Regions from separate parts of the Mus musculus genome. Here regions 1, 3 and 4 are each linked to region 2. A link is a loop called in an ENCODE intact Hi-C map of the cell type or tissue named here. Cell type or tissue: left cerebral cortex. All regions are shown on one strand.

The links. A loop is a pair of places that touch in the nucleus more often than their neighbours do. Peaks named below come from ENCODE experiments on the same cell type or tissue, not always from the same donor. Only the 100,000 strongest peaks of a DNase experiment are listed, where the experiment ranks them.
Region 1: it touches region 2 in a loop (3-fold over the local background); 3 of 42 quality-filtered maps call a loop at or near these places.
Region 3: it touches region 2 in a loop (2.8-fold over the local background); 7 of 42 quality-filtered maps call a loop at or near these places.
Region 4: it touches region 2 in a loop (2.5-fold over the local background); 7 of 42 quality-filtered maps call a loop at or near these places.

The regions. Positions count from the first base shown.
Region 1 is chr12:108,525,900-108,533,899 of GRCm38, forward strand. It overlaps Eml1 (echinoderm microtubule associated protein like 1), which reads left to right. Exons shown (of 22, transcript NM_001043335.1): 16 at 1,798-1,865; 17 at 4,405-4,493. Among named protein-coding and RNA genes, the nearest start is that of Evl, 25 kb to the right of the region's middle. In left cerebral cortex, a CTCF peak has its summit at 3,535 (motif pointing left); DNase peaks (open chromatin) are centred at 2,690 and 3,523; H3K27ac peaks cover 643 bases.
Region 2 is chr12:108,201,969-108,209,968 of GRCm38, forward strand. Ccnk (cyclin K) reads left to right here. Exons shown (of 12, transcript NM_009832.2): 12 at 108-1,391. The coding sequence ends at 733. Ccdc85c (coiled-coil domain containing 85C) reads right to left here. Exons shown (of 6, transcript NM_001159910.2): 4 at 5,866-5,961; 5 at 5,154-5,252; 6 at 1,632-4,466. The coding sequence ends at 4,377. Among named protein-coding and RNA genes, the nearest start is that of Ccnk, 26 kb to the left of the region's middle. In left cerebral cortex, CTCF peaks have their summits at 2,663, 4,872 (motif pointing right) and 7,243 (motif pointing right); DNase peaks (open chromatin) are centred at 4,870 and 7,229.
Region 3 is chr12:108,507,788-108,515,787 of GRCm38, forward strand. It overlaps Eml1 (echinoderm microtubule associated protein like 1), which reads left to right. Exons shown (of 22, transcript NM_001043335.1): 7 at 1,299-1,448; 8 at 2,390-2,459; 9 at 4,034-4,144; 10 at 5,188-5,283; 11 at 6,591-6,725; 12 at 7,329-7,428. Among named protein-coding and RNA genes, the nearest start is that of Evl, 43 kb to the right of the region's middle. In left cerebral cortex, a CTCF peak has its summit at 3,453 (motif pointing left); DNase peaks (open chromatin) are centred at 1,331, 2,981 and 3,408; H3K27ac peaks cover 1,426 bases.
Region 4 is chr12:108,274,235-108,282,234 of GRCm38, forward strand. It overlaps Ccdc85c (coiled-coil domain containing 85C), which reads right to left and starts at 1,159. Exons shown (of 6, transcript NM_001159910.2): 1 at 104-1,159. The coding sequence starts at 899. In left cerebral cortex, a CTCF peak has its summit at 3,590; DNase peaks (open chromatin) are centred at 548, 719, 1,375, 1,985 and 2 more places; H3K4me3 peaks cover 2,837 bases; H3K27ac peaks cover 1,614 bases.

The DNA.
Region 1 (8,000 bases), 320 kb after region 2:
TTCAAGCATTCTTACCCATATTATTCTGAACAGCAGCAGGAGTTAGCGTTTCCTGGCAGGGCTGTCAGCGCTCCTGAGAGCAGGGTCTTAATGGACCAAAGTGCTAGAAAGCCCCGTGAATATCCCGTGTCCTGTGACGGCACATCTTACATAGGTTACAGGCCACACTGAGAATATGCAGCTTCATCTCTCCCTCTCTGGAGTTCGGTGGCAAAGACATCACATTCATTTTGAACTTCACAGGGGAAACAGATTTCTTATCAGAGAGTCAAAAATCCCTTCACTGTGTGGAAATCAGGCCTGTATTCTTGAGCTGTTGGCACCCCGGCTGTGAATGCATCGTACAATACACACACACACACACACACACACACACACACACACACACACACACACACACACACACACACCCTAGACCTTCCGGTTGAAGAACTTTAGCTTTGCTCTGACTCTATTGATCAGGAGATGGGGAAGGGAGTGGCAGAGTTACTTGTAAAGGTCACGGAGTTAGTAAGCAGGAGCTAGGGGTGACCCTGTGATTAAGGGCACCAACTGCTCTTTGCAGAGGACTGTGTTCAGTTCCCAACACTTACATGACAATTTGCAACCGTCTATAACTCCAGTTCAGGATATCTGACACCTTTTTCTGATCTCTGGGGCTTACCAGGCATGCCCATTGACGTACTTACATGCGTTCAGGGGAAACGCTTGCCCACGTGTAAAGCATGTGGCTCAGCCACCCAGCTCAGGCTGACTCCCAAGCCCAGGCCAGGTTGTTGCATCGCAGCACCATGAACCTCAGGCAGCCTTGCTGGGTTGCTTGTGTCCTGACAACTCACACACCCCACCTAAGGAAACAGCCCTTTTGCCGTATCATCCCTTCATTCCCTGGAAAGCTGCTGGTATGTCCAACAGCCCAAGACTGGCTCCGGTGCTCCTGTCCTCCACTTGCAGTGAAGGCTGTCACAGCTGAGCACCGGCACTGAGGGTAGGCACTCCTACAGCAGAGGTCGTCAGGGACAGCAACACCCTTGTGGTTCCGTGGACACAGCTGCCTGCTGAGCACCCTGACGCTCCACCTCCCTGCCCCTTGCCAGACAGCTAACTGCTTTGACCTAACAAAACTTGGGAACCAGATCTGGAACTCTAACCCTGCAGTGTCCCAGACCATCTGTCCACCCTCCCCGAGGCTTTGAATGGGACCCTTAGCCTCTCCACGCCTCCATATGAAAGCAGCTGTGTGGTTCTGGTGAGCTTGTTCACAGAAGCAGCTCGTTGGGTTTGGTCTCGGGCACTTGGGATCTGCCAGCATATTGGCTTAATGATAGCTACCTCTTTAGGAAGTGGTTAAAGATGGTGAGGCTGGCATCTGGAATCTCTATCTGCTCTTGTGGTTGCAGTTTATCTAGTAGCATCTCTGTGGCTCCAATGTCCACTCCTGAACTGGCGGTGGTCAGTACTCCCAGATAAACCAAGCACACCTTTGACCAGCTTCCTACAGGGCCAGAGGACAGAGAGAGATCCGGATGTGCAAACTATGGCCCAGAAAGGAGCACTCACCTGCCTGCCTTTTGTGATTACTATAGATAGGACAGATTATAGGATGGACAAAGAAGTTCCAAAGGCAGGCATATGTTGTGATGGAAGTGTGACAGGGACCCAAGTGGGCCTGCATCTCTTGTAGGGAGAAAAGAGGCTTTTCAGAGCTGTGGAGTCTGAGAAGAGCAGGGCTCCGGTGGGTTTGTGCTGTCTTGCTCTGTCTGGCCACATATTTACATTTCCTTTAAAATATTCTAGGATCCAGCTCAGTCCTCTGGTTTTCATCCTTCCGGGTCTGTGGTTGCAGTGGGGACACTGACTGGGAGGTAAGCATCCACCCTACCTGCCGCTGCCCCGCAACAGCCTATGCCTGCAGAGTTGCAGGGAGCAGTTAGACGGCTGAGCCTCCCTGGGGCGGGGGCAGTGCATGGCAGCTCTGGCTGCATCTTCTTGGTTCCAGTCATTTACTGAGCATTCAGTCAAAACTCAAAAGCGAAACTGAGTCCTTCCCAATTGAAACCTGGAGGAAAGCCGGATCTGTCAACACGTCTCCTCCCCAGCTTCACCCTCACCCCACCCCATCTGCTTCCAGCTCCAGAGGCTCTAGAAACGCTCCCAGAATTCTGCTCTAGAGCAGTGGTTCTCAGCCTGTGTGGGTCATGACCCCCAAAGACCATGGAAAAACACAGATACTTATATTATGGTTCATAACCATAGCCAAATTACAGTTATGAAGTAGCAGTGAAAATAATGTTATGGCTTAGGTCATCACAACATGAGGAACTATATTAAAGGGTTAGGCAGGTTGAGAACCACTGCCCTAGAGCCGACAGCAGGAGCCTCCGCTTTTGAAATGGGCAAGAAAGCATTGCAAGACCCCAAGAAAGGAGGCCCTCTTTCTCAGCTAGAGAGGCTTTCAGCACTGGGGAAAGTTCCCAGATCCTGGGCCTCATGTTCAGACTCAGCCTCCTCTCACCAGCCTCCTCCACCGTGGGGTGGGCAGTAGATCTGTGCTTGTCCCCCAGCCTCCCCCACGTAGCAGCAGTGAGCCTGTGAGCCAATTACATACACTCTCTGACTGTCTTTCTAGTCTCTGAGATATGTTGATACCACCAACACCGATGACTGAGAAAGCCATGTACACAGGGACACTGCCTAGCAGGTGAGAGCCGCGGCTGGCATCACTGTGTGGCAGTGCTTGACTGTGCTTCTGTGTAGTCTGACTCAACAGAGCAGCCCTCAAGGGATGTGGGCCGAGACCCCTGCTGGATGTCTGGAAATGTTGGCCCGGAACCCGTATAACCTAGCTCTCTCATACATGCCTGTGATGAGACTTAACCGAGTGATTCGGCTCAGAGAAAGCTGAACAACACTAATGGTCAGAGGACCCGTTGTGGCCTTAGACATTCTATGCCTATGGTTCTGTATCCAGATGTCTGGTTGTGCTGGACTGCTGCCCCTGCTCCCTCCTGAGGAGAGGTCAAAGGACTCGGTTCCTTACGGAGATGACATGGACGGAATACTCTCCTTGGAACAGACACAATGTAAAAGTTATGAAAAGTGTCTGGATTTTTCCATTTAGTATTTTCAGGACTGAGGTTGGCGAAGAGTAAGTGGAAGGACAGCGGAGCAGCTCCCTGGCTGAGGAGGGAGCTGAGGAGGGACTGAGTATGTTGTAGCTCCAGGTGTACAATCTGAGATGTTCCCTCCCATAGTCCTTTGCAAAAGAACAAAACAACAATAACAACAACAAAAGGCCCGTTGCACTCTGAATCTGCTTTTCTACATGTGGGGACAGCCACTAATGCTTGTGGGGAGCTTGGGACAGGGCTCAGCAGTTAAGAGCCACAAACTGCTCTTTCAGAGGACCCAGGTTTTGTCCCCTCCCGTCCCCCCCTCCCCCCAACCCACATCAGGCAGCTCACCACCATCCATAACTCTTGTCTTTCTGGGAGATCTGGCACCCTCTGCTGGTTTCCTCTGGCACTGCACTTGAGTACAAACGCCCACACACACTCTTGTACACACGTAGGGACTCACCCACAAGTATACATACCATCTTCCATTTAACTCTCTTTGAGACATCAAAGCTTTAATTCAGCAGGCCCTACAAGATAAACATCACCGTCGTCGATCTGCTGACAGATGGCGTGTGACAGAATTCGTAATTGAAGCATCCTAGGGTGGAATGGATGGCACTTGTGACCTAATGTTACACTCGCTGATATATGACCTAACACTAGCACTCTGTGTACATCTCTGGCTAAGCCCAGTGCGTGTGTTATGTGCCAGCCTCACTGAGATCAGTGGGATGTCTAAGGTAAATGGTTGCCAAAGATGCAAGAAATCCCATCTGGAAGCAACATATAAGTTCCACGAAGCTGCCCTGGGTGGGTAGTTAGGCCCAGAAAGGTATCGAGGAAGGCAGTATCTCTGCATCTGTCATCCAGGTCTGAGATTACAGTAGCCGGGAGTCACAGCCATGGCCTGTGAGCGGCATTTCCGATACTTAGCACACCATCTCCTCACTCTGGCCCAGAGCTCTAGGGCAGGCACCTCATGCCCACAGCTCTCTGCTGCAGCTCCTATATGCCCTCGTGCCCAGTTTGCACACCTTCCTGCCCATAGCTTTCCCACTTCCCATGCACATACAAGTCCCAGAGAAAACCATCAGTGCTAACTTCTGAAGAGCTTCGAGCGTTTGTCAATATCCTGTTCCTTTCTGTAGAGAAAGCTGTGGGGGAGGGGGTTTCTTGAGTAAGAGCTGAGTGGGTTTAAATGCCCCGTGGCAAACAGACTTCTGCTGTTGAAACAGCCTTGCATCTCACCAAACAGCTCACAGCGTTTCTCTCATGTTTATGACAGGTGGTTTGTGTTTGACACGGAGACAAAGGACTTGGTCACCGTCCACACGGATGGGAATGAGCAGCTGTCCGTGATGCGGTATTCTCCAGGTCAGAATCCAGCTTTCAAATTCTCACAAAGAATACAGTTTTGTACAAGAAACAGGTTGACAAAGCTCCACCAAGGGACTTAACTTAAGCATGTGGTGTGTAGGGCTCACTAGACAGCGAACCTTTTCGTCACTGTGCAGCTGTGGTTTAACTTTGTATTACAAATCCCCCGCCCGCTGTCTAGTCCTCTCTGTTTTTCCAGACAGGGTTTCTCTGTGTAGCCCTGGCTGCCCTGGAACTCACTCTGTAGACCAGGTTGACCTTGAACTCCTAGAGATTCCCCCTGCCTCCACCTCTCAAGTGCTGGGATTATAGGCGTGTAGCCTTACACTCCACTTATCTTACAGAAAATCTCAAACACAGAATTAGACAGGGTGTCAGGGTGAGTCTCCCACCTCATTACCGCTTGGAAGGACCACTCTGCTACCTTCATGGCCCTCCAAGGTACATGCCATTAGTGCATTACAAACATGTAGTTCAGAGGTTCCTGGGACTAGGGAGACGTCTCGAGCCGCCGCGTGGGCCGTGCAGGTGTGAGTCTCGAGGATCTGTCTCCCAGCCCTTTTGATGAGTTTATTCTTCTAGATTTGTTCCTGTTATTTTTTTTAGTGTTCGTGTGTGCACCGTGGTGCCTGGGCATGTGTGGTTTATGTATGTATGTGTGGTTTATGAGTGTATAAATCCCTAGGATCTTTCTCATGTGATGTTAGATCATCTGTAAATAAAATGTTTGCTGTGTCTTTGGATCTAGAGGCCTTTATACCTCTTTCACTGCATAGCTGGTTCCTCTAGTAAAGTGTGAACAGGGACGGTCAGGCCGACTCTCTTGTTTTGTTCTCAGTGTTTCCTCTTCAGGGACAGAGATACCATTTATCACGAGCATGTTCTCTACTGTCTGGCTTGGTCTCAGCATAAGAAGTGTTGGAGCTTGTCAAATGCTTTTCTACGTCTGTCAAGATGGGAAATGTGAAAAGAAATTGAACCTTGTGTGGTTGTGCACATCTGTAGTCCCAGCACTCAGGAGGCAGAGGCAGGAGGAACTCTGGGAGCTCAAGCCCAGCTTGTTTTACATAGGGAGTTCCAGGACAGCCAGGGCTACATAGCAAGACCCCGTCTTTAAAAAAAAAAAAAAAGCCAGCACTCGGGAGGCAGAGGCAGGTGGATTTCTGAGTTTGAGGCCAGTCGGGTCTACAAAGTGAGTTCCAGGACAGCCAGGGCTATACAGAGAAACCCTGTCTCAAAAACAAACAAACAAACAAACAAACAAACAAAAAACAAAAACAAAGACAAAAGGTGGAAAAGGTGTGTTTGTTCCCTTTAAGTGTGGCAATATTAACTTTCCAACATTCAACCAACTTCACATTCCTCTAATAGGATACTGTTGGCATGTTTCAGGTCTTTTCTAAGTTGTTCCTATTTTGTGAAGGGTTTTGCATTCAAGTTTGTGAGGAGCGTTGGTATGAAGTGTCAGTTACTATGATGTCATTAGTACAGTGCTATTGGCCTTATAGAGTGTGATGAGGCGCGTGCCTCCTGTGTTCTGAGCGTGTGAAGTATAATTATAGGAAGAAGAAAAGGAGGGAGGGAGGGAAAGGAACAGAGAAAGGGAGAGAGGGAGAAGAGAAGGGTGAGAGTCTGGAACTCACTAACCTTCTTCTGACTTAAACCTTCCATTCCTAAGGGCCCAGGCCTGGGTCACTGCGCATGCTGACATTTAGTAACCTTCCGACAGAATTCACGTGAATTCAGAGACAGCGTGGAGCTATGCTTTGTGGGTGGTATTTGTGTGAACACTTTGGTTTGGTTTGGATACAGGGTCTTTTTTTTTTTTAAGATTTATTTTTATTTTATGTATGTGAGTACCCTGTCACTGCCTTCTGACACACCAGAAGAGAGCATCAGATCCTTTTACAGATGGGTGTGAGCCACCGTGTGGTTGCTGGGAATTGAACTCAGGACCTCTGGAAGAGCAGTCAGTGCTCTTAACTACTAGGCCACCTCTCCAGCCCCAGGGTTTTGATATGTAATCATCGCCGGTATACACTTGGCTGCGGTGGCCTACACCAGCCTAAGACTTCTAACAGTCCATCCTGCCTGCTGGGACTGTGGGTGTGCACCACACATCCAGCTTTGGGGAGGTTTTTAACAGCTGAAGTGATGCCCTTTAAAAAATATAACTGGGCTAGGCATTGGTGGCGCACGCCTTTAATCCCAGCACTTGGGAGGCAGAGGCAGGCAGATTTCTGAGTTCGAGGCCAGCCTGGTCTACAAAGTGAGTTCCAGTACAGCCAGGGCTACACAGAAAAATCCTGTCTCAAAAATAAAATAAAATAAAATAAAAAATAAATAAAAAATGTAACTTTATTTTGAGTCTTTTGTTTTTTCGAGGCAGTTTAATGATACCGGTCTATTTGGAACTTGCTTTGTCTGCATTACATAATTTGTTAGCACTGACATGTACAGCATTTGATTATAATCCTTGTGGCTTTTCCAGGGCTACTTGCAAGTAGCCTGTCTCTCATCCTTGATGCCTGAAACTGATGTCCCCTCTCCCATTGGCTCAGTCAGCTAGACAAAGCTGACGTCAGTCTTGCTGAATTCTGTTTGCAATGAGCCAATTCCGTGTGACACTGGTGGGTTTTCATACTATTTTTCTGTCCTGGGATTTATTTCCTTTTTCCCCCTCTCTGGTTTATTTATGTTGAGTTCCTGCTTTTCCACTTCTGAAGGCAAACACAGGTTATTTATGGGATAGCCTTCTTTCCTGGTACCGATGCTTGAAGCTATAAACCCCCCCACTCCCCGCCTGAGCCCTGTCTCAGACATTTGATGTGTGTTTTCAGCTCGCAGACGCTTCCCAGTTCCCCACGTGCATTCTCTGTTCTCATCTTTGTATTGATTCTGTGTGAGGTTGTCAGTGCAGAGGGCTGCGGTCATAACAGATGAAGTTAGCGCAGGGACACGTCCTCACTCCATTTCCACAGCTCCCTGGCCCTGCTCAGAGGCAGCAGGGTAGATGTTCTTCCCAGCACCCCAGCTTCTGTGGTATCCCTCCCCCAGAAAATATGCCTGCCCTCTCTCCCTTCCGGCTCTCAGACTGTTTAGGCTGTTTCAATCTTGCCCTCGTCCCTATTTTGCTAGGACATCCTAAAATACCATTTCCTGAGCTATACCACCCTGTGCAGTCTTCCTGTGGGGACAGAACTCGGTGAAGTAGTGGTGTATGCCAGTGGCTGCCCGGGACTTTCCAAAGGCTGTCTAGTGAGCCTGGCTGAGGGCTGTGTACAGGAGTCTGCACATGCTTCATGGACAGGGATGGCTGGTCAGCAAGAGCCAGGACCTGCCTGCAGCAGGCTGGCTGGAGGAACCTGTCATCCCTCACTCCATCCTCTGCACCCCTCCCAAAAACTTGAGGCTGCCACTCTGATGTTGCCTCCTGCCTTCTCTCCTGGTCCTGCTCAGGAAATGCTGGCAGTTTTTAGACTAGTCTCCAGGCTCCGCGTTCTT
Region 2 (8,000 bases):
CTAAAAGCTGCTTGGTCCTCTTGGTACCAGAGCTTCCTACTCCAAAACAGTTGGGCTAGCAGCTGTATCATTCATCTGGCTGAGCACTGACATCTCTTTTTCTACAGACCGGAAGCCTCCCCTCGCCCCTGCCTTAGGTGAGGCTGAAGCAACTGGTCCTGTGGAAACAAGTGATCTCCCCAAAGTCCAGATTCCCCCTCCAGCCCACCCGGCCCCTGTGCACCAGCCCCCACCATTGCCACATCGGCCACCACCCCCGCCACCCTCCAGCTACATGACGGGGATGTCCACCACCAGCTCCTACATGTCAGGAGAGGGCTATCAGAGCCTGCAGTCCATGATGAAGACGGAGGGCCCCTCCTATGGTGCCCTGCCCCCAGCCTACGGCCCACCTGCTCACCTAACCTACCACCCCCATGTCTATCCCCCCAACCCACCTCCACCTCCTGTTCCTCCACCCCCAGCCTCCTTTCCCCCACCCACCATTCCTCCCCCTACCCCAGGCTACCCTCCCCCTCCCCCTACCTACAACCCCAATTTCCCACCCCCACCCCCACGCCTGCCCCCAACTCATGCAGTCCCTCCTCACCCTCCTCCAGGCTTGGGTTTGCCACCAGCCAGCTACCCACCTCCAGCTGTCCCCCCTGGGGGACAGCCCCCTGTTCCCCCACCCATCCCCCCACCTGGTATGCCACCTGTTGGGGGGCTAGGGCGGGCGGCCTGGATGAGATAACGGGGCGCCCCCCCCTTTGTTTTAAGAATTGTTTTCCAACCAACTTGAAGAATAGACTGAGGGGGCGGCAGCAGGGCGCCTTGTATATGCTAGACAGTTGCAGTGTGGGAGGGCTGGGCCCTGGCATGAACTGTGTGCCCTGGGCAGTGCCTGCTGTGGTGTGATCACATCCAGTCCCCGCTGCCGTCTGTGTCCTGCACGGGGCTACTTTAATACTAGTGAAGATGTTAAGTAGCCACATTGGCTCAGTTAATAGCTTCAGTAAGGAGTGACTAACCCTCTAGAAATCAGTGCCTAATTTTCCTGAGAACTAACTTTTGGTATCCATGTCCTCCTGTCTGCAGTCTGGCTGTTGTTCTTCCATTCTGTGGCTTCTCTCTGTGGCCCCTAGTAGGTGAGGTGACTCCCCACTTAGCTTGTAACTCTGTCCTCTATTGTCATCTGGGGGGCTGCCTTGACGGGTGGCTGTCTCCTTCCCTCCATGGAGAAAGGAGGTGTGTACTTGGAAAACAATGTATGTTTACATCTCTTTGCAAAGTCTTGTACATAGAGAGATATTTTTTAAGCGTGAATGTAACAACATACTGTGAATTCCATCTTGGTTACAAATGAGAATCCTTCAGTCAGTTGCCCGAATAAAATCAGTTCTGAAACTACCGTTTATGTGTGAGTACAGCCTCTCTCTCTACCTCAGTTGATCTGTCCCACGGCCTGTGCCTCCTTTGGAGGACCTGGTGTTCTGGGCTACATGAGCTTCTAGAGCTTCTATCAGGCTTAGGACCCTCATGTTCCTGACCTGACAGTAGCCATGAGTGGTCTTTCCTATCCAGGGTGGGACCAGCTGCCCACCCAACAAGCCGTCAGCTCACAACAGGAAAAAAGCACTACACACTCGGCTCCGAGGCTCACAAAGAGGCCTTTATTATCTAGTTCAAAGTAGACACTGTCACAATCTTATGTTACTCCTTTTACTAAAATAGTTCAAATCAATGCTTTTACCACACTATCAAAAGTTCTATTTTTTTTCTCTCTCCACAAATCAAAGTGGTTCGATAGAAGGTAGAAACGGCCGAAGTGCACAGGCTCCAGCTCTACACGGCCAGGGCAGGAGGGGCAGCTGCAGGTCTCACCACCAACTCCTATAGAAGACCGGCCCAGGGCAGAAACCAGGCACTCCAGCCCCTCCCAAAAGCAGCACGCTTTCCCCCACAGTATGAAAATAGACACCTCTGCCACTCTGCAGCCATGCATTTTGTTTCTTAAAAAAAAAAAAAAAAAAAAAAAAAAAAAGATCAGTAGTATGTATCTCACTTCCTCTCAAGTTTCAAGAAAGAAAAATGAAAGGTCACTTTGTCTTGAAACACTGGCGCGTGGCTGTTGATCGCAAATGAAGATGTGCTCAGCAGATTCTGACTCCGGGGAAGGCCAGGCCACCCTAGATGGGGCCAAGTGACCTGTCACAGTGGGGACGGGGGTGGAGCCAGCACAAGCATATTGTGAGCTTGGGGTGGAGAATCAGCACTGCAAAGGCTAAGGCTCCAGAAGGGAAGGGTCACGGAAGACCACCTGCCCTCCCTGGCCCCGGGCTCAACTGGGTTGCTGCTGGCCTCTCCTGTTAGGTTTGAGATATGACCCAGGCTGTCCTAGGGAAGCCAGCCTACTGCCGAGGGCTGGGGTATAGCTTGTCTCTCTCTGCCTGCACAAGGGCAGAGGAGCCTGTGAGAAATTCTCTTTAGATTCCCTGGATGCCCTGCAGCACTAGGGACAGGATCTTTCTTGTCTTCAGACTCCAAGAGCTCTTACTTATTGCTTATTTCAGAGGTGGCTGAACTGTCCTGATACAAATGTGACTGGGACTCTCTGACTTGGCTCCCACCTTGTGTGGGCCACATACCTCAACATTATTCTGCGGTTTCTTGGCTTCAAAGAACCAGGAAGGGTCTTGCCTGCCCAGCAGCCCACTTAGAAATACCCAGTACCAGCTGGGGCCGGCAGATGGAGTTGCAAGTTCTATCGATTGACCATCCAGCAGCTCCTAGAAAGAGCTTCCCAGTGCCACCAACAGCCGGAGCAGTAGGCCGGTCCCCTACAGCCCCTGCGCAACACTCCCTGGGCACACCGAGGGCCATGGGCCTTTCCCCTGAGAGTGTGGGACCCAAGGGTGTGGGCAGCAAAGGTGCTGGGTACCACCCAAGGTTACGGGGCCTGGGCTTGTTGGGGAGCAAGGATGTCACCCACCTTCTTGGCCTGTCCCCTCTGCTCACAGGGTTTGGGAGGGACCTGAGGCAAGGACAAGCTCTTTGGGCTTGCTGCATGGGGCTCTAAGTACCATTGCGTGAGGACAGCTGATGGGTGTGGATGTAAATACACGGAACTGGCGAAGCCAGCAGTGTGGCCAGGGCCTCCTACAGACAGCATCTGCATGGTTCACAAAAGCACCTCACTCTCCTCCAACCACACTAGAGAAAACTCCTGACAGCCATGTGCCGCCTTCCGGCTGAGGCGCGAGCAACGTTCACTGAAGCACGCATTTGACCCCCCCGCCCCCCCCCCGCCCCCGCCCACAGGTCCCTTGGAGGGAGGGGCTAAGGCTCAGATGTGACCTGTGAGGAGACAGCATGACAAACAGGCTGGCCTAGCATGTTCCCAGTAGGTTGCCACATGAGCTCTTCCACTGTGAGGACAGAGGTCCACAAAACTGGGGTGGTTTCTAGAGTGAGCAAGAGGCAGAAGGAACGGCTGGGGGCCCAGGGAAGCTGAGTGGCTGGCTGAAGGCCACACAGCAGATTAAAGCCAGAACCAGGCATGCCCCCATCCTTCCCAAGGAAACCTCATCAGGGGATCAGGGGTGGCTCCTTGTAGCACACGGGCGGGGGGGGGGGGGGGTGCTCCGTCACATTGACAGTGACCCTGGGCAATGGCCCAGTTCTACCTGCCCATTGAGAATGCTGAGCCTGGCTCAGACACTCTCCAGGACTTTCCTATGTTGCTGTAAACCAGAAAAGGAAGCCTGGCAGGAGAGACCTACAAAGTGGCTAAGCCTGGCATTGGTGAGGAGACGTCACTGAAGGAGTGAATACTAACGAGGAGAAGCTGGCTTCGGGGTGGCTGAGCACCGACCCCCAGGTGACAGGGAACCCTGAGCTCCCAGCCAGTCATGGACACACGGGACCCAGTGCTCTGTGACCCAGGGTCCTGGCTCTGGCAGGGTAGCAGAAAAGTGCCACCCGCGTCACGATTCAGGCTCCGGTGGCATCTGTCCAGTGTAAGGGACAGAGAGTTAGAATACTTGTTGAGGGACCTTCTACCAAGAGCAGGCTACCTCCCAGACAGTCCCTTGGCTTGGAGTCTCAGAGGCTTCTTGCTGACAGAACATGGAGCTCAAACGGGGAGCCAGGCTGCCTGGCCACTTGGCTGCAGCGAGCGGGCAAGCGAGCAGTGGCTTCTCGTCTTCCCAAGGTTTGCTGGTGAGGGAGGCAGGAGGTGGAGGCCTGGCTGTCAGCATCACACCAGGGCAGCCAGGGTAGGCCGTGTCCTATGTACAATTCACCACGGAGAAAGACGGTGGCTGGGCCGGAGTTTCTGCCAGGTCTAAGGCCTCAGACTCCAGGCAGGGCCAGTCCACGTCCACGGAGAAGCGGCCCTACAATGGCCCCTTGAACTGATTACCAGACAGGTGCTGCCGGATGGAGGGCTTGGTGCTGGCGGCGTCCCCCAGTTTCCTCCAGACCACCTGTGAGGAGGCGCACAGCATCAGTGAAAGGCTCGCCCCAAACCTACCCACTGGTCGCACCTACCTACCTACCGCCTTACCACCCTGTGAAATCACCCATGTCCTCAAAGCCTGGGAGCTGGAAGAGAAAGCTGAGGCTACCACAAGTTAGGAGAGGTGCTGAGACGTGGCCTTTGCCCACTGTCAAAGTCATGCTTGAGCCCCTGGGTGTGAACTCAGCCTTGAAGATGTCCAGTGGGGTCCACAGACTTGGGAGACAGCATGAGGTGCACCTCAGGGCACCCCACCCAACCTAAGCCCCACGACCAGACCCTGTAAACCCACTCTCCTGCAGGCACCTATGAGGGTCCAGTGGAGATGGCAAGAGGTAGAGAATATTCTACGTGCATGGCCAGAGGCCACCAGGGGGCACCAGTGAGCAAAGAAACCAGCGCTCAGGCTCTGTCCAGACAGAGTCCCAGGCCTGGCACCACCGGGGAGGGATAGATCTGGTCAGGGGCCTCGCTGAAGGGTGAGGCATGGTGGGTCTGATGAGGCAGAACTCCCAAAGCCAGTCATCCTCCCCAAGCCATAGCTAAGCCAGTGAGAAGCAGGTGGCCACATTCCCAGGGCCCAGGCCCAGCCCCAAGCCCAGCCCCAAGCCCCAAGCCCCAGCCCTAAGCCCAGCCTGGGAGGAAAGTGCCTCACGTTGCACATCTCTCGCACGATGGCCTTCTCCTTCTCGCTCAGGTCCTCCTCACAGCTGTCTTGAAGTTGCCGGTCAAGGTTCTCATGTACTTCCAGAACCTGAAGAGAAAAAGCAAACGGTCACGGGGAGGCCAGCAGAGAGCTACCAAGGGAACTGGAGAGGCTGGGCAGGGGTGTCAGGTGGGCTTGCTTCAGGCGCCAACAGAGGATGTGACCGACAGCCTGTGCCCATCCACGTTGGACACGGCAGTCACTGCCAGCTCCCTCTGTGACTGAGTGTCCCTGCACAAGGGTGGGTGAGGTCCATGGTATACACACAAAGGAAACGGGGAGAGCCCTGGTGCGTGGTTGAGCTCTAGACACCAGAGTCCTGAAGCCTGCACGCTTGTACCTAGAGGCATGAGGCTGGCCTGGACCTTCCATTCCAGAGTCACTCCCAACCTGGGCCTCTCTTTGGCCTGAGGGAAACACTTGCCCTCTGATACTGGGTCAGTTCCCTCAGCAGCAACGCCTCAGGCAGAGCACACAACTGACGAGCCCAAGACTACATTCAGCCCAAGTCCCAGGGGCTCCAGGCAACTCTGTGTCTCCAGACGCCAAGGGGAAGGGACACATCGTCTCCCAAACCCCCAGCTCAAGTGGCCCAAGCTTGGAGATAGCACCTGTGGGTCCCCCATCCTGTGCTCAGGAGGAGACAAATGGCACGTTTTACCTTCATGGCGTGCACGACAGCCTCGGGTTTCTGTCCTGCCGAACTGTAGACGGTGGACGGGGGTGAGGGCAGCTCGGGTACGGGGCAGGCTGGGCCCTGTAGAAAGAGCAGCACAGATGAGCCCCACACCCCAAACCTCACACCCCCCGTGTCTGGGTCCTGGACACCTGTCACTGGATGAACACCAGTTTGAGTTATGTGGAGCCAACACCCAGGTAGGAGGAGATAGGGGTCGGGGTGGGGAGTTGGAGGAGAAGAGGCAAGGGTAAGAGGCAAGGCTGAGAGGCGGGTATCCTAGGAGCTGCTATCTGCCTGGCTGGTCCCCATGCTTCCTGGCCATGCCACCTCTTCTGCAGATGACATGGTGGTGACTTGCAGAACAAAAGGAGGGGAGCGGGGAACACAAGAGCATGCATGTTGTTCTACAGGTGTAGCATGAGCGTCTTGTGGGAGCCAGAGATTCATGTCACTCAGCAGGCGGAGGGAGGCTCAACCCCACTGCCCAAGTCCAAAGCCCACCCAACCTATCCTAAGCCCTGCTCCTGTCCCTTGGCCCAGTCCTGGCCACCTGGGTGGTGAGTCAGCTACCGGCCACATGTTCAGGGTAAGAGCTGAAGACAGGCCGGGCTGGGCCAGGAGGGGACCCAGTCCTTCTGAAGCTGACTCCGCCTCCCGCCAGCTTCCCTTCCTCCTGATGACCATAAGCAAGGCTAAGGCTATAATCGGGCTATAATTATGGAACGCAGGACAATCAAGAAAACACCAAGAAGTGCTCCAGGAACGAGTAGGAGGGGGAGTGTCCTGTAGCCAGAGCTGTAACCTGGTGCCTGGGGATCAGCCTGAAGACAGAACTACTTACCCCCTCTGCAAGACCTGGGCCCTGGAGACCGCTCCCAGCAATCAAAGAAGCTGACCCAAGAAGGACTGAATCCTGTCCAGCTATGGCCACCATACAAGCCCAGTAGGGATTTTATGGTTGTCCTCAGTTAGGCCCAGGGCCTTCCACTGACAGCCTGTCTGCCAAGCCCGTTTCTCTCAGGCCATCTGGCAAGGAAGCTTACCAGGGTCTCACAGGCTGATGACAGCTGTGCTGGCATAGGCATGGAGCGATCTAGGAAAGCCAGAGTTGGGCATGGTCCCTTTCACTGGGACTTGATTCTGAGCCTTAGTTTCCTCCCTTCCTGTGTCACATGTCACGGGAAGCATGCAGAACACGGGAGAATGCCCAGAGAGTGTGTCTCTTAACTCCAGCCCAGGCTGCCTGTTTAGGACACGGGGGAGCCGGATGGGGAAAGGGAGTGGGTGGTGTCTTGCCTCCTGGTCTGCTGCCCGAGCTAGGCTGGTCTTGAGCAGAGGCCACACTTCCCCCACCGGCCAGCAGAGGGTGCCAGCCAAATGAATAAAGAGAGGTCTGGTCCTAAAATGTCCTGTGGTGCCCACACCCCTCCCCCTGCGTACTGCCACCCTGTCGTAGGGAAGACCCTATCCCCAGTTTGTCCTGATGGACCTGGCCTGCTTCCTCGTCTGTCCCAGTCTCTAAGGGACGGCTAGGGGCCCCTCCAGGAATCAGCCATGAGAGAAATGCAGGAGGCGAGTGGGTGGATTGCTATGCAGTCCGGCCCTCCGGGCTCAGATCGCCCCCAGGCAGCAGGTATCAGGGAGGACAGGGCCTGAGGCTCGGAAAAGGATAACGGCCATTGCTCAACTCTTAATGACTGGTTAGAGTGACTGAGGTATTGGGGTTAGCGTTGGGCTTAGCGTCACTCAGGCCCACGGAGTCCTCCCAATCACCAAGGCACCCGGGGCAAGTCAGTCCTGAGGGATTAAACAAACAAACCCATCCCACAGATGAGGGCAGTGTGCTTGCCCAAGTCAGCTGGTGGGCATGAGTCTAAGCCTGGAAAGACCAGCTTTTTCCAAGGTGCCTGTCCACGCCTTAACGCTCCTCCAGAGGCTGCACATACGCACCCACTGTTATCTGGGAACTTCCAACATTTGACATTTGACCTTGCTGCCCTATTGAACCCTGTGCACCTTAAGGAGACCGGCCCCGGGTATGGAGGAGACAGTAGCGGGCAGTGACAGCACTGAGGGTCAAGGTGACCAGCTGGGCCCACAGCCTTGACCTTTGAGCC
Region 3 (8,000 bases), 310 kb after region 2:
ATGTTGATTTAAGTTGGTGCTGCCGAGCCTTCGCTGACAAGAATTAGTATTTGAGATGGTGGAATCATATTCATGGAAATCAAAAGATTAGAAGTTGTTTGGCCATCTATTTTGGCTCATGCCGTGGTAGGGGATCTGCCTCTTCTTTAAATTGAGTAGTTTTAAAAATCTAATCTGGAAAATGTTATTCAAAGAATGCTTCCTTATTTGTGTTTTAAAAGACTCGAAACAAGAAAATTTGCTCCAAATAAATGGCATTTTGGCAGGGTTTTTTTTTTTTTCACTCAAGTTTAAGTAACACTTTGCTCTTTTAAAGTACACATGTGAAAATTTTTAACACTAGGTCAATGAGAAGGCTCAGTGGCTAAAGGTACCTGCTAACAAGCCTGAAGCCCTGCGTTCAGTTTCCAGGATCCACTTGATGGGAGGAGAGGGCCAACTCCTGCAAACTAATCCTCTGACTTCACTTGTACACAGGCCCCTGTGCCCCTGTGCTCTTGCATGCACACACAATAAATAAGGTGTAATAAAATTTAAAACCATTGATAATTATCCCCAAAATTCTGGGGCACCATTAGTTAATTCATTAACTTAATTAACAGTTACAGGTTAATTAATTTTGAAACCTTTGTTACATTTGAGTGACATTTGTATTCTTTATAAGTACTTGTATCATTTCAAAGTGATGTTTAATAAAAAGATTTAGCTCCTAGATTGCAGACAGTAAAAGCTGTTTGGCTCAATAGCTTCTAAAAATCAAAAAAGTCTTCATTTTAAAAAAAATGTTCATACCAGACCTGGTGTGTAGCCAGACATGTCTGTGACTCCAGAGCAAGGGAGGTTGAGGCAGGAAGATCTGAGCTAAAGCCAGCCTGAGCTACCCCGTGATCACCTGCCTCAAGCACAGCCTGAGAGCATTTGCCTAACACGGGAAAAGCCCTGGGTTCAATTCCCAGCACTGCAAAATGTTGTGTTCATATTATTACAGAGCACTTAAAATTTGTCTTTAGGTATGTAGGTACTGAGGTCCACTGGGCACTGAGTGTCAGAATCTATTTAATTTTGCTGTTGTTTGAGACATGGCCTCTCTCACCATGCAGCCCCAGCTGGCCTGGAGCTCACAGAGATCTGTTTAGGCTCACAAGCACGCGCCACTGCACCCAGCACGTTCTCAGTTCAGCGTTGTCTAAATTGGTTAAACTGATAGCACCATTTCACAGCATCTTTGGGCCTGTTGAATGAAGCGGTAGTTCTCCAGCTCTTAAAAGCAAAGGATTTTCATCTTGACATACACTAAGCTACGGGTACCGGGGGCGAGACTGTCGCAATAACTTGTACTTGCTCCCGACCGGGGAGACCGTGTACTTCATTGCGTCTGTCGTGGTGCTTTACAATGTGGAGGAGCAGCTGCAGAGGCATTACGCGGGCCACAACGATGACGTCAAGTGGTGAGTCCCCACAGACAGGTCGGCAGGACATAGGTGAACTAGCCTTAGCCAAAAGAATTCAGCATCAGGGCACAAGCCAGGGGTGGGGTGGTGCAGGGCTCTGAAGGTGCAAAGCTCTTCTTTCTATTCGCCGTGTTGTCTTTGGGCTCCCTAATTCTGCTCTCTGTGCTTCTATGTGACCAGATTATCTGAGGGAAAAAGCTTCAGGAAGCTTTCTTAACATCCTGAATGTTAAAGACTTCAAATTGGGTCTCTAAGTTTAGAAAAACGTGCTTTGTGTGCAATGGCAGTGGTGGGCGGGGCCTGGGTGGTGGGCGGGGCCGGGCCGGGGCGCAGTAATTTAAAAAAAGAAAAAGAAAAATTTATAAAGTTTAAGAAAAAAAGTTTAGGCCGGGCGTGGTGGCACACACCTTTAATCCCAGCACTCGGGAGGCAGAGGCAAGCAGATTTCTGAGTTCGAGGCCAGACTGGTCTACAGAGTGAGTTCCAGGACAGCCAGGGCTATACAGAGAAACCCTGCCTCGAAAAATGAAAACGTGCTTTGCTGTGTACATAGGTCTGAGTCTGGCATGCCTATGGATCATAGTATAGCTTAGGGAAGACCTTGCAGTGGGTAGATGGGTTTGTGGTCCTACTGACATGAGACGTCTTTCCTAATTAACACACCCAAAAATGACTTGTAGAAAAGGGTGGCGACTAAGTCAGTGGTTCTGAGAAGGAAATGCTATTTTCCCAACAAAGGATGCCTTTCCTTAAGGTTGGAAGTTCCCGAAAGGAAATCGGGCATTCTGATGAATGAAATAGCATTTGCTGGCTAAGGTAGTTGGGGTGAGTCTGTTAGAAGCTAGGCAGTGTGGATTTCTTATGTTTAAACTTTTGGAAGATTGTAGAAGTAAAGTGCACCTTTGTGTGGGGTTGTCTGATAATTATCCTTATTTTAGCCTAGCGGTCCATCCTGACAGGATCACCATAGCAACGGGACAAGTGGCGGGCACATCTAAGGATGGAAAGGTGAGGTTTCCTCCTTGTCTTTCTGACTTTGATAAAGACCTGGCGACAACCTCCTGGCGACATTGCTGATGATGAGTCTGCCTGGTCGTTGTAGTCACAGCATTTGAGAACCATTGGGTCCTCACCAGGGGCTCTCACTGCAAACTGAATGTTCCATCGTGACCTAAGCCCCACCCTGAGCTTCCTCATAACTTCAGCCAGTTTTAAAATAGCATTGCTGCTGGTTGGGATGGCACACATCTTTAACGCCAGAGTTCAGGAGGCAGAGACAGGCAGGTCTGTGGGCTCTGTAACAGGACACTGTCTTTAAAAATAACATACAGCAGCCACAACACATTAAAATCGCATTGTCTTATCAAAGAATCGATCAGTTCCTGAAATCCTTATCTCCATACATGATCAACACGAAAATATACCAATCTAAGCAGCAGAGTTAAAATCACCAAGTAACCATATGTTATGGGATGTCCTTGACTGTGGGTGCCTGCCAGTCATTTCTTCAGTGGGTGGACTTTATGCCTTGTGCTGATCACAGAGGCTCCTGGGAGCTTCAGGCAGACAGACTGCAGACGCTTTAACAAGGCTTCAGTCTGGCTTGGAAGGAAGGAGGTGAGGAACCTGACAAATAGGAGACGTCCAAGCTGGCATCCACGAGTGACTGTCATGTTTTATCAAAACTCTCACAGCCTCTTAAGTCCCTGTTTGTACAGCTTTGTCCCGGTGTGAAGCTAATCAGGACAGGAACCTCCATTTTTTTTTATCAATGTGTATCTGCCTAGAAACTGCTCTCTTATCTGAACAGATGTTTTCATGATACCAAATTTTAGCTGTTGGTTTCATGCTGTTCTCTATGAGTGTTCCACACTTGCAAAGATCGATAACAGAAGCCAGGCTGCTGTTATGTAAACTCACATAAGGAGCAGTTGTTCATGTTTTAAAAAGAAGGAAACCCTGGAAGAACTCTTTGAAATTAGAAACTGTTTCTTCCGCCCTCTAGTGGCACGAAAGTGTATTTCCATTTTTGGCATCCTGATTGAATCCTTACTATAGAACTAGAGAGAGATTTACAGCTGTCTGAGTAGACTTTTTGACCTGTGAAGAAACCTAGAGAGACCACATGCTGGTGTCTGGTGCCTGGCAACTGGCTATTTGGGGACAAGGCTAAACAAGAGCAAGGTTTGCCTATCACTTGCCTGCCAGCCGGCACAAATCCAAACCCTTTCGCGATGATGGATCTGTTGACTGCACTGTGGTGCTATTTGGTGAAATGTCGTTTCTAAAATTTAGAGAAATGCAAATATACAAAAGGCGTGTCTGTTCCTCTGGTATGGGTGTTGGAGAGTGGATAGTCAAAGTTTAAAACTTGAGAGCCTTCTCCCGACATCTCCATGGTTCACGGGCCTAGAGTTTCCTTAGGTCACTGCGAATGTTTTCATTGAGTTGAGTCCTCAGATACAGAAAAAAGACTTTGTTTGGCAAAACCGAAGTCACTGTCAAAATAATTTTATGGTTCCAAGGTAAAGAGAAGTAATTACCCAACAGTCACAAATGATGGCTGTGTTCTTTTCAAACAGCAACTGCCACCACATGTGCGCATCTGGGACTCTGTGACACTGAACACTCTGCATGTCATTGGAATAGGCTTTTTTGACCGGGCTGTCACCTGCATCGCATTCTCAAAGTCTGTAAGTATGAGAATGTACAGGGACACATTTCCGACCAAACATTTCTAGCCACCAGGCTTCCAGCCTTTCTCAAGGCATGCTAGCCCAACACACCCATCCTCGAGCCACTCGCTCGTCCGTGTACGCATCCTCACATCAGATGTCCCTGTTTGTGTGATATTCTTGTGCTTTGCTCTGCATATAATCCTAAAACAGCCGTGGGCCTGGCCAGGAAAGCCGGCCTCAAGAACAATGGAGTATGCATTCCTCATCTCTGGTATAATGGACCCTTGGTGTGTGTTGGGGGTGGGATGTGCAGGCAGGTGGGGGGTGAGCGTGCATGTGCGTTCATGCAGAGGCTGCAGTCAACCTCTCCTGTTGTTCTTTACCTTGACTTTGAGACAGCGTCTCTCACTGAGACCTGGGCTCTCTGTTTAAGCCAGGGCAGTTGGCTAGAAAGCTCTAAGCATCTGCCTGCCTCTGCATCCCAGTGTTGCCATTAGAGTGCACACCACCACAGCCCAGCTGCGGGTCCTGGGGATCGAACTTGGGTCCTCAGGCTTGTGCGGCAAGCTCTTTACCAGCTAGGCTCTTTACCTAGCTCTGTAATGAGCTCTTAATTAAAAGTAAAATAATCAGGGATAGAGAGATGGTTAAGAATACTGGCCTTCCAAAGGACTCGGGATCGATTCCCAGCACATACATGGCAGCTCACAGCTGTCTGTAACTCTAGTTTCAGGGGATCTGACACTCTAATACAGAAATATATGCAGGCAAACACCAATGCACATTTTTTTTTAAAAAAAGTAATCCCCAGGCGGTGGTGGCGCACACCTTTAGTTCCAGCACTGGGGAGGCAGAGGCAGGCAGATCTCTATGAGTTCGAGGCCAGCTTGGTCTACAGAGCTAGTTCTAGGACAGCCAGGGCTACTTTCACAAAGAAACCCTGTTTCAAAAAAACAAAACCAAACCAAACCAAAAGTAAAATCAACGCTCATTTTTAATCGTGTTGGTCCCACTTGGGTCTCAGTGCAGTCTTCCTGCGAATCACTTTTTCTTGGCAGAACGGAGGAGGCCATCTCTGTGCTGTGGATGATTCCAACGATCACGTGCTGTCCGTGTGGGATTGGCAGAAAGAAGAGAGACTGGCCGACGTGAAGGTTCGCATGAGCCACTTACTGTGATGTCCCACAGGGCACTGCCTGCACAGCCAGCAGGCTCCAGGGCCACCCACAGTCCCCACCCCCATGAGACCCTGCCTAAGACCTGCCAGGGTCTGTGGAACTCTTCGTTTTCCTTATTTCATAGTGCAAGCCTAATTTTAATTATTTTAATCATTTGATTTAATTAATTTTAGACAACCAGTCACTTCTTTGCTGGCTTTTATTCATATAACAAACCCAGGAAACCACTATGTGCTGGGCTGCCACCCGTGAGGAGGGCTGGAGGTGGTCAATGCTTGAGGCATGCTCAAGACCAGCCACTCTGTGGGACTGCAGGAGACATGGATACCAGCACCCCTGAGGTCGGGACTCTGCCTCAAGTCAACTTCACCCAAAACATTGAATTGACACACCTATAGTTCTCTCAATGCTCCCTTCTGTCAAGAGCACCCCTGGATTCCTATTTTCATAGATCCCACTTCTCGTTTCTCCTCTTGGCATCTGTCGGCCTCGGTTAACCTGACTTATGCAACCCCAGGGAAACTATCAGCCAGCCTTCTTTGCTCAAACAGCCTTACGGGAGGTTGCTCTCAGAAAGCCTTAGCTACCCAGCTTTCTGTCTAGTGTCTGGGATGCAGACAGGTGTTCTAATCGGATGTGTCTCCTGGCCTGACATTCTGTCTTCTAACATTGCCAACAGAGATGTATGTTGTTCACCCCTTGTGCCAGGTTAGAAGCAGCCAGGGGCAGAGGACCAGCCGGGATTAAGAACATAGAATTGAATCATTACATAGAAGCAACAGTCAGGGATTAGATGCGACAGACCAGGACACCAATCCTGGAAGTCAGAATATGGATTGAGCTCTGCTAGAGCAGCTGCCAGAGAGCCACCTCATGGGACCCCAAACTGACTTAGGTCGTTGATGCAGAAGCAGAAGCAAGAGAAGTGGGGGACCTGGCAGCCACAGTAAGGCAGGCTCACAGGGCTGCGGTACATGCAGAGTCCTGGGTCCTTCATAGGGACCCCAGTCACTAGAAAGGGGGAGGGGGTGTGACACCTGGATGTCACCACCCAAGGAGTGACCCCAGTGCTCAGCTAGTTGCAAAGCTGCCTTCTTGGTCCTTGTTGACATCTGGCTTCCAGCCACACAGCAGAAAACAAAGAAGAAAACTGGCAGCAGCCAGAATAACCGGGAAGGTGAAGTCGGTGGGGCTTGAGAGACTCAGTGCCCCACTCGAACAGTTTTGTTAAGCATCCTAAGAGGCCTGCGGCATTTGATGCTCTGCTTTGCTTTGTCTTAAAGTGTTCGAACGAAGCGGTATTTGCGGCGGACTTCCACCCCACAGACACCAATATCATAGTCACCTGCGGGAAGTCACATCTCTACTTTTGGACCCTAGAAGGAAATTCCCTTAACAAGAAGCAAGGGTTGTTTGAGGTAAACTGTGCCTGCCATTTCAGTTTTCCTGCATGGCACCTGGGAGGGGCTGGGTTATAAGGGAGCGCTGAGATACTTCAGTCTTAGTGATTGTTTTAGTGATAAATATGAAGGTGTAGATAAAAAGGTGCTCCCTTGGGGTTCCCCGTACAGTTGGGAAGTCCTCCGGTCTTGAGGATCTCCCCAGTAATAAAATGGAGATGGAGGTCCAGACCTCCTGGTGGGGCAGCTAGCTGCAAGGAGCCTGCATATGGGCACTGGTTGCTAGGGACTGGCAACCTGGCTTTGCTAAGGTAGACAGGACCCTGTCCATCATTCTATGCTTGACAGCATAGCCCCTCCCTTATGTCCCCCTTACCACCACCCTGCTTAAACTCTCTGCAGCTTTGGGCTTCATTCCCCAGCCATTGAGTTGTCCGGAATTTCTTTCTCCTAGAACAAGTACTCTGGAAGAACATGTCTCCTGACGGTACATAAAACTAAAAACTCCCAACTCCAGAGGCTGGCGTGGTCCAGCTGGAGTTGCTGGGACTCTAACTTAACACAAATAAAAGGCTGTCTTCGGTAAATAACATTCCCACACTTACTCATTACATTCCACAGAAACAAGAGAAGCCAAAGTTTGTTCTCTGCGTGACGTTTTCTGAAAATGGCGACACCATTACTGGAGATTCAAGCGGCAACATCTTGGTGTGGGGGAAAGGTAATGAGCAGTTCTCCTAAAGCCATTCAATGTCTTTGGTAATGCGGTGACTAAGACATTGGCGGTGGGGTTTATAGAAATGAGCTGTTGGAGTTACGAACAGGACAACCACTAAACTCCCGGCTACATAGGTGTGTTTGTGTGTGTGGTTTTAGTGAAACCATAAAGCAGGAGAAAACTGGGGAATGTTAAGAGTCGCTAACTTTGTGTATACCCTTGTGAAAGGTTTTTTAAGGTTAGGATACAATGATAAAGTTAATCACTTTGCTGTGAGAGCTGTTAGCAAATTACAACGCAGAAGTTATTAATGGCTATATAGCTGTGACATATTTGGGTCACTATTCTGATCCATATAGCATTTGACAAATGTTTCCAGAGTACTAGGCCCGCCAATACAGATGCGCACAGGGCAGCTCAGAGGCTGACGCATGCGCACAGGTCAGCTCAGAGGCTGACGCATGACGCATGCGCACAGATCAGACCTTTTTTTTTTTTTTTCCCTTTGGTTTTTTGAGACAGGGTTTCTCAGTATAGCCCTAGCTGTCCTGGAGCTCACTTTGTAGACCAGACAG
Region 4 (8,000 bases), 72 kb after region 2:
GAAGGTGCGACCCCACCCCCACCCCGCACCTGTGAGGTCTCCAGAAACTACTACTGCTTCACGACAGACACCCATGGGCTTCCGATCCCGGCGAGATGCTTACCGTGCAGGCCGTTAGGGATGCTTCGGTGGTGCGGCGGCGCTGACAGGTCATCCAGAGACCGGCGCGTGGCTCCGGCCTTGCCGTCCGGAACCTTGTGCGGCCCCGGGGGCAGCAGAGCCGCTGGGACGTGGTGGTGGTGGTCCGGGCTGCCGCCGCTGCCCGCACTGGACGTGCTGCTGCCGTCGCCAACGTCGCGGGCCCCCGAGCCCGCTGCGCTCCCCGCCAGGGGCCCGCTCAGGCTGGCCTGGCTGTCGATGGAGCTGCGGGAGCCCGCGCCGCCGCCGCCGCCGCCAGCGCCCCCCGCCGCCGCCAGCGCCGCGCGCTCCTCGTCCAGCAACAGCACCAGCTCTTTCAGCTCCAGGTTCTCGCGCAGCAGGGCCTCCTGGCGCGCCTCGAGCTCCCGTAGCTTCTGCTGCGAGCGGGCCACCTCGTGCCACACGGCGCCGGCCGCGTGGCGTCCGAAGCGCTGCCACTCGCGCGCCAGCTTGCGCCCTTTCTGCCGGTCGTCGTCCAGGAAACAGCAGAGCTCACGCAGCTCCTGATTGTCGTCCTGCAGCCGCTGGTTCACGTCCTTGAGGCCGCGGATCTCCAGCAGGTGCTGCTGCAGCCGCCGGTTCACGTCGCGCATCAGGCCGCCGTGCTCCAGCATGAGGCCCACCTTCTCGCCCTCGGCGCGCCGCAGCCGCCGCGCCAGCTCCTCCTTGCTCCAGCGCAGCAGTTCCTCGTCCGGGACCTGGCTCAGCTCCTCCGACGCCGCCGCTGCAGCCGCCGCCGCCACCGCCGGGGGCTTCGCCATGGCGGGGCCGTCACCGCGGCATCGCCCTCGCCCGCGCCGGGCCGGCGCTCCCCGCGCCGGGGCTTCTCTGGGCTCGGCCACGCGCGCGCGGGGGGCGGCTGGGGACGCGTGCGGCCCGCCCTTCGCCGCCTCGCGCTCCCTCCCGCGGCCCCCTCTGGGGTCACCCGAGAGCCCGCGCACGCCTCAGGACTGAGGAACCGGGACCGTGGCTGCGTCGGCGGCCGCGGTGCCCCGGCTCTCCGAGCTCGGGCGCAGCAGGCGGAGGCCCGCCCCCGGCCCCGCTCCCGGAGCCCCAGCTGCCCCGCCCACCCCGGGCGGAGAGGGGGCGGGGCGCCGCCGTTGGGCCACGCCTCCGAAAGGGAGGCGGTCAGAGGAGTGGCAGGCCCCCGAGGTCCCCCTACGCGGTGCGCCGGCCCGCCGGGCGCCCTGCCAGAGGCGCGCTCGAGCCACGGTCCCGCCCTCCCACAGGTCTGATTGGCCAGGTTCGGGGGTGTGCGGGAGGGGCGGGGCGCGCGCGGGGAGGCTGAAAAGATGGTATCTTCCAACCGCGGGGCCTTGCACCCTCCTCCCCCCCACACTCCCGGTTCAAGTTTCTTCGCCCGGAGGACGCGGCCTGGGCCAATCCCAGGACTACAAGGGGTTTTAAAATGCAGGTAGGGCTAGGGGGTGGCGGGGACCGGTGGGAAAGGTAGGGCAGGGCTTCCCTTAAAGGCGACGCGCGAATTTACGCGTCCCTTATCCGGCCAGCGTCCCTGACCCTCCCTTTCTCACCCTTAATAAACAGATGCCCACCCGGCGAGCACAGCTCTCTCCCTCCCTCCCTCCCTCTCGGGGGCACCAGAGTTCGGTACAGTCCGAGAGAGGAGGAACAATAGGACCCTGACATGGGGGGTCGGGCAGGGCTGGTCTTTGTCCCTTTCCGGGCCACCGACCAGAGCCACCTGGGTCCCTGCCTAATATTGCAGCGGGGCTGTCTTCCCACCCCTAGCCCAAGACCGTGGAGCCTTGCCAGCCTTATCTCAGGGCCAGATCTCTCTCCCTTCTTCCCCTGACGTGGTGGGAGCCGAGGACCTGCCCTTTTCCCAGAGCAGTTCTCCGAGCCCTTCCCTTCCGCGCACTACACCGCTAAATCCCTGGGATTGGAAGAACATGCAGTTCGCTAGGTGGAAACCCCTGAGAAAGGCGAGGGAAGGTCTTCCACCCTGGCCAGATAGCTGGGGTCCATAGGTACTCAGCGACCGCAGAACCTTCTTCCCTCGCCCCGCATCGCTGCGGAGCATACGGATCTTCCCACACCTATAAATCCCGTCCCCTAAGCGCATTTAACAGCGCTTCTGCAGCCAGCGGGCCGAGGGAAGGATGCGTTTCCCCTGGACCTACAAGGAGATAACCCACTCTGCGCGCGCACAAACCGGGGTAAGCTACCCGGGCCTGGAGCGCGTGCCCGCGCAGCAGCTGACATCCCCCTTTTACAGTTACTCAGCCGTTTACTAAACCACCTCATGTGCCCTCTTACACCTTCCCCATCCCGGGGGAATTCTACCGGGACAAGAGGCCACTGCTCTCTGAGGGCACTTGGCATTCTTGGGAGGAGGGAGAGAGTACAACGTGAGAAGAATCGGTGAGGCTGTCTGCAGCGCTATGCGGGGAATTCAATTGCCTTAGATCTGTGTTCTGGGAGGGACCTAGGAGCTAGGACCTAAACCTGAGTGACAAGGACAAAGGTAAGCCTGGAGGCCGGACAGGTGAAAGGAACAGCAAGTGGAATGGCCTTAGGGTTGGCTTGTTAGTGGCCGGTTCGAAGGGGAGGAGGGGCCGGCGAGATGGCTCCGCAGGTAAAGGAGTGTGAAGCCCAGCCTGACAACCTAAATTAATTCCCAGGACACAGTGATGGAAGGAGAGACCTTACTCCCTCACGTTGTCCTCTGACCTCCAGAGTGGGCAGTAGCTTACATAAACACTCACACAGAAAGAATGAAATGTAATAATATATTAAAAAAAAAAAAAAAACAAGAAAGGGTGCCGTAGATGGTGCGGGACATTAATCCTAGAGTTTGAAGGCAGAGGCAGGGGTAATATCTGAATTCCAGGCCAGTGAGCTACAGAGAGTCTGTCTAAAAAAAAGAAAAAAGAAAAAAGAAAAAGAGAAGAAAAGAAAGGAAAGGATGAAATATGAGGTCTGAGCTCAAAAGGCAGGCCCATGTGTGACCTGAAGCTGGAGTCTTGGCTGTCTTGGCTCCCATTGGTAAAGGGCTGGGAACCACACAGGTTGAGCTAATTCAGTCCTCCTTCCCCCTCCCTCCTGGTAAATGAGCCGACGGTCGAAAGGGGTAGGAAGAAGATGAGCCCCGGGGGATGCCGAGGCTGGCCACGTGCACTCAGCACCAGGGAGTCAGCTGAGTAGAGGGGCCTGGTGCTCTGCAGACCCAGCACAGCACACTTTCAAAAGGAGGGGACTTAGGGTCCGCACCTGGGGGAGGCTGCAGATCTGCTTTCAACCCCCAAGTCGCAGCAGCAGGCTCCCTGGAGGATCCCCACAGAGCGGAGACTGAGTGGGTTAAGGAGTTACTCCATTGAGACTGCAGGGGGGAGGGGCGCGGTGAGCAGAGCACACACCAAGGGAACACTTCGGCTCACCAGGGAAATTGCTGAGACAATTCAATTTGTACTGAGCTCTGTGGCTGCCTTGTGTCTCCTTGTGGTGTTCCTATGGCCTGCAGCCTCTGCCTTCGGGTCCTCCAGGGTGACAGCTTCAGTGGAGAAAAAAGGAAACCTTCATCCAAGCGGTGATTCAAATCACCTACACACTACGGGGCCAGCGGAGCCTGGTGAGGGGGGGCTCAGTGGGGGTGTAGGAGTGGGAGGAGACTGTTAACCACCATCCTTTCCCTGGAACTCTGAGAGCCAACGATAACAACAGCAGTAATAATAGCATGAATGACAAGTTCCCCATAGCTACATGAATAGGGTACCCTCCCCTTCTGTTAACCTGCCCCACCTAGGGCCTGGAGTACCTCCTTAGTGCTGGACTAACTAACCAGGAGTAAGTTGGCCAGTTACCCATGGGAGGGAGGTGTAGGAGGAGGGTGTGACTGGGATGTCAGGAGAAGGTAACCAAATACCTTCCCCAGCCCTCCTCCTGTGAGGCCCAGTGTTGAGGGTCACAGCTGCTGCAGGAGTCGGTAGCAATGGCTGTCAGGCTCAGAGGGCAGTCCCACAACATAGGGGTTCGCTTAGGTGCTAAGTTCCAGGCTCCGCATGCAGCCTTTGAGACCGGCTGTGGATATCCCTATGACAGCTGCCAGCTGCTCCTGCCATCCAGCCCTGCAGCTTCCAGATGCTCTGCGTGCCAGGCCTCGGGTGCTACCTCAAGCCTCAAATCTACAAAATCTACAAGTAGCAGTCCAACACACACACACACACACACACACACACACACACTCGGGCACTGCAGCGATCCGAGACCCAGCTCTGGTGTCTGAATATTTCATGCTGCGGTGGGGGGGTAGGGTGTTGGGGGGGGGGGCAGGACGAATGTGGCAAAGCCCTTAATTGTTAATGTGGCTTCTGCTGGCTCCAGGCCCAGCACTCCCGGCCCCTCCTGTTGGAAATGGCAGAAATGGCAACAATGGATGGTAATGACTCCTCAAGCCCCTCAGGTCTTTACGCCCTGCCCTGTGTGAGGCTGCTGCACAGAGATGTCCAGTGTCCTGCTTGCTTACCACACACGCCCCAGTTCTCGCTCAGTGTAGGACCTGGGAGCCAGGTGAGCAAATACTGAAGGAGAGAACAATGGCCTTGCATCTCTGGTCTCACGCCACAGTGTGTCCCCAGGCAGTCACAGACACACCTTGTCCCCTCAGCTTCTAGATCTGTAGCTAAACTTGGGATCATTCATTCCTTCTACAAAACGGGAGAGCCTCAAAGCACACCAGGCTCCAACCCTAGGCCATTGGATGACGTAGGCGGGCACTGCTTGCCTAGGGAAAGGTTGGGGTAGAAGGAGGAGAGCTGGTGAGTGTTCCAGACTCTTGCCTATGAGACTTTGCAAACCTATGCAGTGAGCTGGGTCCTGGGTCCTAAGCAAGGTCTCCCCCGACACCAGGAGGCATCCATCTTGGCCTCTCAGTTGCCGAGAACCTGTATCAGCAAGTCAGGGCCCCAAGGCAGCAAGGGGACAGATGAACCCCAAAGGTCTCAGCCCCGAGAAGCTCATGTAGTGAAACCCCCAACCAGTACCCCAGAGCAAAGACGCCCGAATATCTGGGGGAGCTCAGTAAAGAGGACTGGGGTACTCTAGATGGCCACGTTCTCTGGCCAGACTGGAAGGAGGCACACTCATTTATGTGGGACAAAGAGGCCTGGCTTTAGAGCACTGGTTCTCAACCTGTGGGTCCCAACCCCCTTGGGGGCCTAGTGGCTTGTTCACAGGAGTCACCTAAGACCATCAGAAAATATAGGTATTTACACTATGATTCATAACGGCAGCAAAACTAGAGTTATGAAGTAGCAATAAAAATAATGTTTATGGTTGAGGGTCACCACAGCACAGCGAGCTGTATTAAAGGGTCACAGCGTCAGGAAGGTTGAGAGCCCCTGCTTTAGAGAGCTTCCCCTAAAGATCCTCAGATTCCCTCAAGTGGTCCCCAAATATGTTGCCTAGGATGTAAGTATCTAGGGACGGTGGGACCTGGAGTTGGTGGTGTTGGCTGCCGTCTCTCCATCAGATTCCCTTGTTTATTGCTCCATAGCCAGCATCGCTGCGACATGGGAGAAAGTAATTGATGATGATGATGACAAAAAAACAACAACAAAAAAAAAGCCAGGCATGATGGCACATGCCTTTAATCCCAGCACTTGGGAGGCAGAGGCAGGCGGATTTCTGAGTTCAAGGCCAGCCTGGTCTACAAAGTGAGTTCCAGGACAGCTAGGGCTATACAGAGAAACCCTGTCTCGAAAGAAAAAAAAAAAACCTCCCTGGGCTCATGGACATAGGACCCCACAGGAAAGGCCAGCACAGCAGAGAGTAAACATTTTATACATGTTGCAGAATTTCAGAGCATCAGGGGGCAAAGAGATCCTGGAAATAGGGAGGGGATGGGAAATTGGGGAGAATCGCAGTGTCAAGAGTCAGAATGAAGCCAGGTGTGGTGGTGCACGCCTTTAATCCCAGCACTTGGGAGGCAGAGGCAGGCAGATTTCTGAGTTTGAGGCCAGCCTGGTCTACAGAATGAGTTCCAGGAGAGCCAGGGCTACAGAGAAACCCTGTCTGGAAAAACCAAACAAACAAAAGAGTCAGAATGACAGGATCCTGCAGCCAGCTCCACAAGTTACAAGAAGCCAGGCTAATGGGATCCTCAGCTGTGGGAGCCTAGATTAGGACTCACGTGATCAAAGGTGGAGGGAGAGTAAGACATTTTCACACCTTTTTTTTTTTAATGCCTTTAAAATTATCAAGGGAGCACACCTGCGTGGAGGTCAGAGGTCCTTGCAGTAGCAGAATCTGGGCGGGGCGGGGGGGGGGGTCCAGAGGTTCAAATTTCGGTGGTTAGGCTGGATTCAGTAACTTTACCCACTGAGCCATCTCACCAAGCCTTCTTTTAACTCCTTAAAGCCTAAGCCAGGCTGGAAATGAGACTCAGAGTGGAGCACTTGCCCGGCATACACAAGGCCCCAGCACCACGGAAATCGCTCCTGGTATTGCCCATTTATAACCCGGTTCCCCAGAGGTGGAGAGTGCAGTCCTAAGCTCAGGGTCATCCGAAGCTACCTAGGGAGTTTGAGGTCAGCCTGGGGGACCTGTAATCTCCAGGCGCTCTTCCTCTAACAGGAGGAATTTGGGGCCAGGTGCTGTGTTTCCCAACCCTCAGGAGGTCACCAGTTGCAGGTTCTAGGGCAACCTGGGCCACAGGGGAAGACATTTTGGCTGGAGTGTGGCTCAATGGCAGAGCACTGGACTGCCTTTACAAGGCTTTCAGGACCAGCCAGAATGCACACAGGAGTGTGGGAGGATGTGACTCACAAGATAGTTCCCAAGGTGAGGGTTCTACACCCAGAAGGAACCAAGCCGAGGGTTCTACACCCAGAAGGAACCAAGGCAGATGAAGGAACTGAATGACTGAGGCTCCAGTCAGAGGTGCCAGGGAAGGGACACCCAAAGGAGAACAGAGACAAATTCAGAGAAAACAAGCCAGACGATTAACCCCCCAGGTTAAATACGGACAGTGGCCAGGGAATGAAGACCCATGAAAGGGGGCAGCTCGTGGCTCAGCCGGCCACACACGTATACAGTGCAACATACAAACACCAGTCAAAGACTGTGATGTAGCTGAACTGAGAGGGGGGTAGAGAGTGGGGGCAGGGCACAGAACACACTCCTACAAGACATAGGTGGCAGATGGGTAACGCTGGAGAGACAGAAAAGAAGTCAGCCCAGGCACGGTGGTGCACACCTTTGATCCCATCACCTGGAAAGCAGAGGCAAGCAGATCTCTTGAGTTCAAGGCTAACCTGGTCTACAGAGCAGTTCCAGGATAGCCAAGGCTATACAGAAAAAAAAAAAAAAAAAACTGGCTAGGGGATGGGGGTCTGGGGTGTGCGTGTGCAGTGCTAAGAATGCACTGTTTATTTGCAAATAGTCCTGAGGTAAGCACCTAAATATCAGAAAAACTTCTGGTCCAGAAGCAGGATCCCAGGCTGAAGGGGGAAGAGGGTTTTGTTAGAAACTAGCTCTGAGCCCAGCGTGGTGGCACACGCCTTTAATCCCAGCACTTGGGAGGCAGAGGCAGGCGCATTTCTGAGTTCGAGGCCAGCCTGGTCTACAAAGTGAGTTCCAGGACAGCCAGGGTTATACAGAGAAACCCTGTCTCGAAAAAACAAAAAAGAAAAAGAAACTAGCTCTGTAGACTAGGCTATCTTCAAACACAGGTAGACCAGGCTATCTTCAAACACAGAGATCCCTTGCCTCTGCCTCCCAAGAGCTGGGACTAAAAGCACCCACTACAGTGCCCACCTATGATGGTAATTTCATTCCTGAAACACTGACCTGGATGGTGAGGGCACACACATTTAATCCCAGTGCTTAGGAGGTAGAGGTAGCCA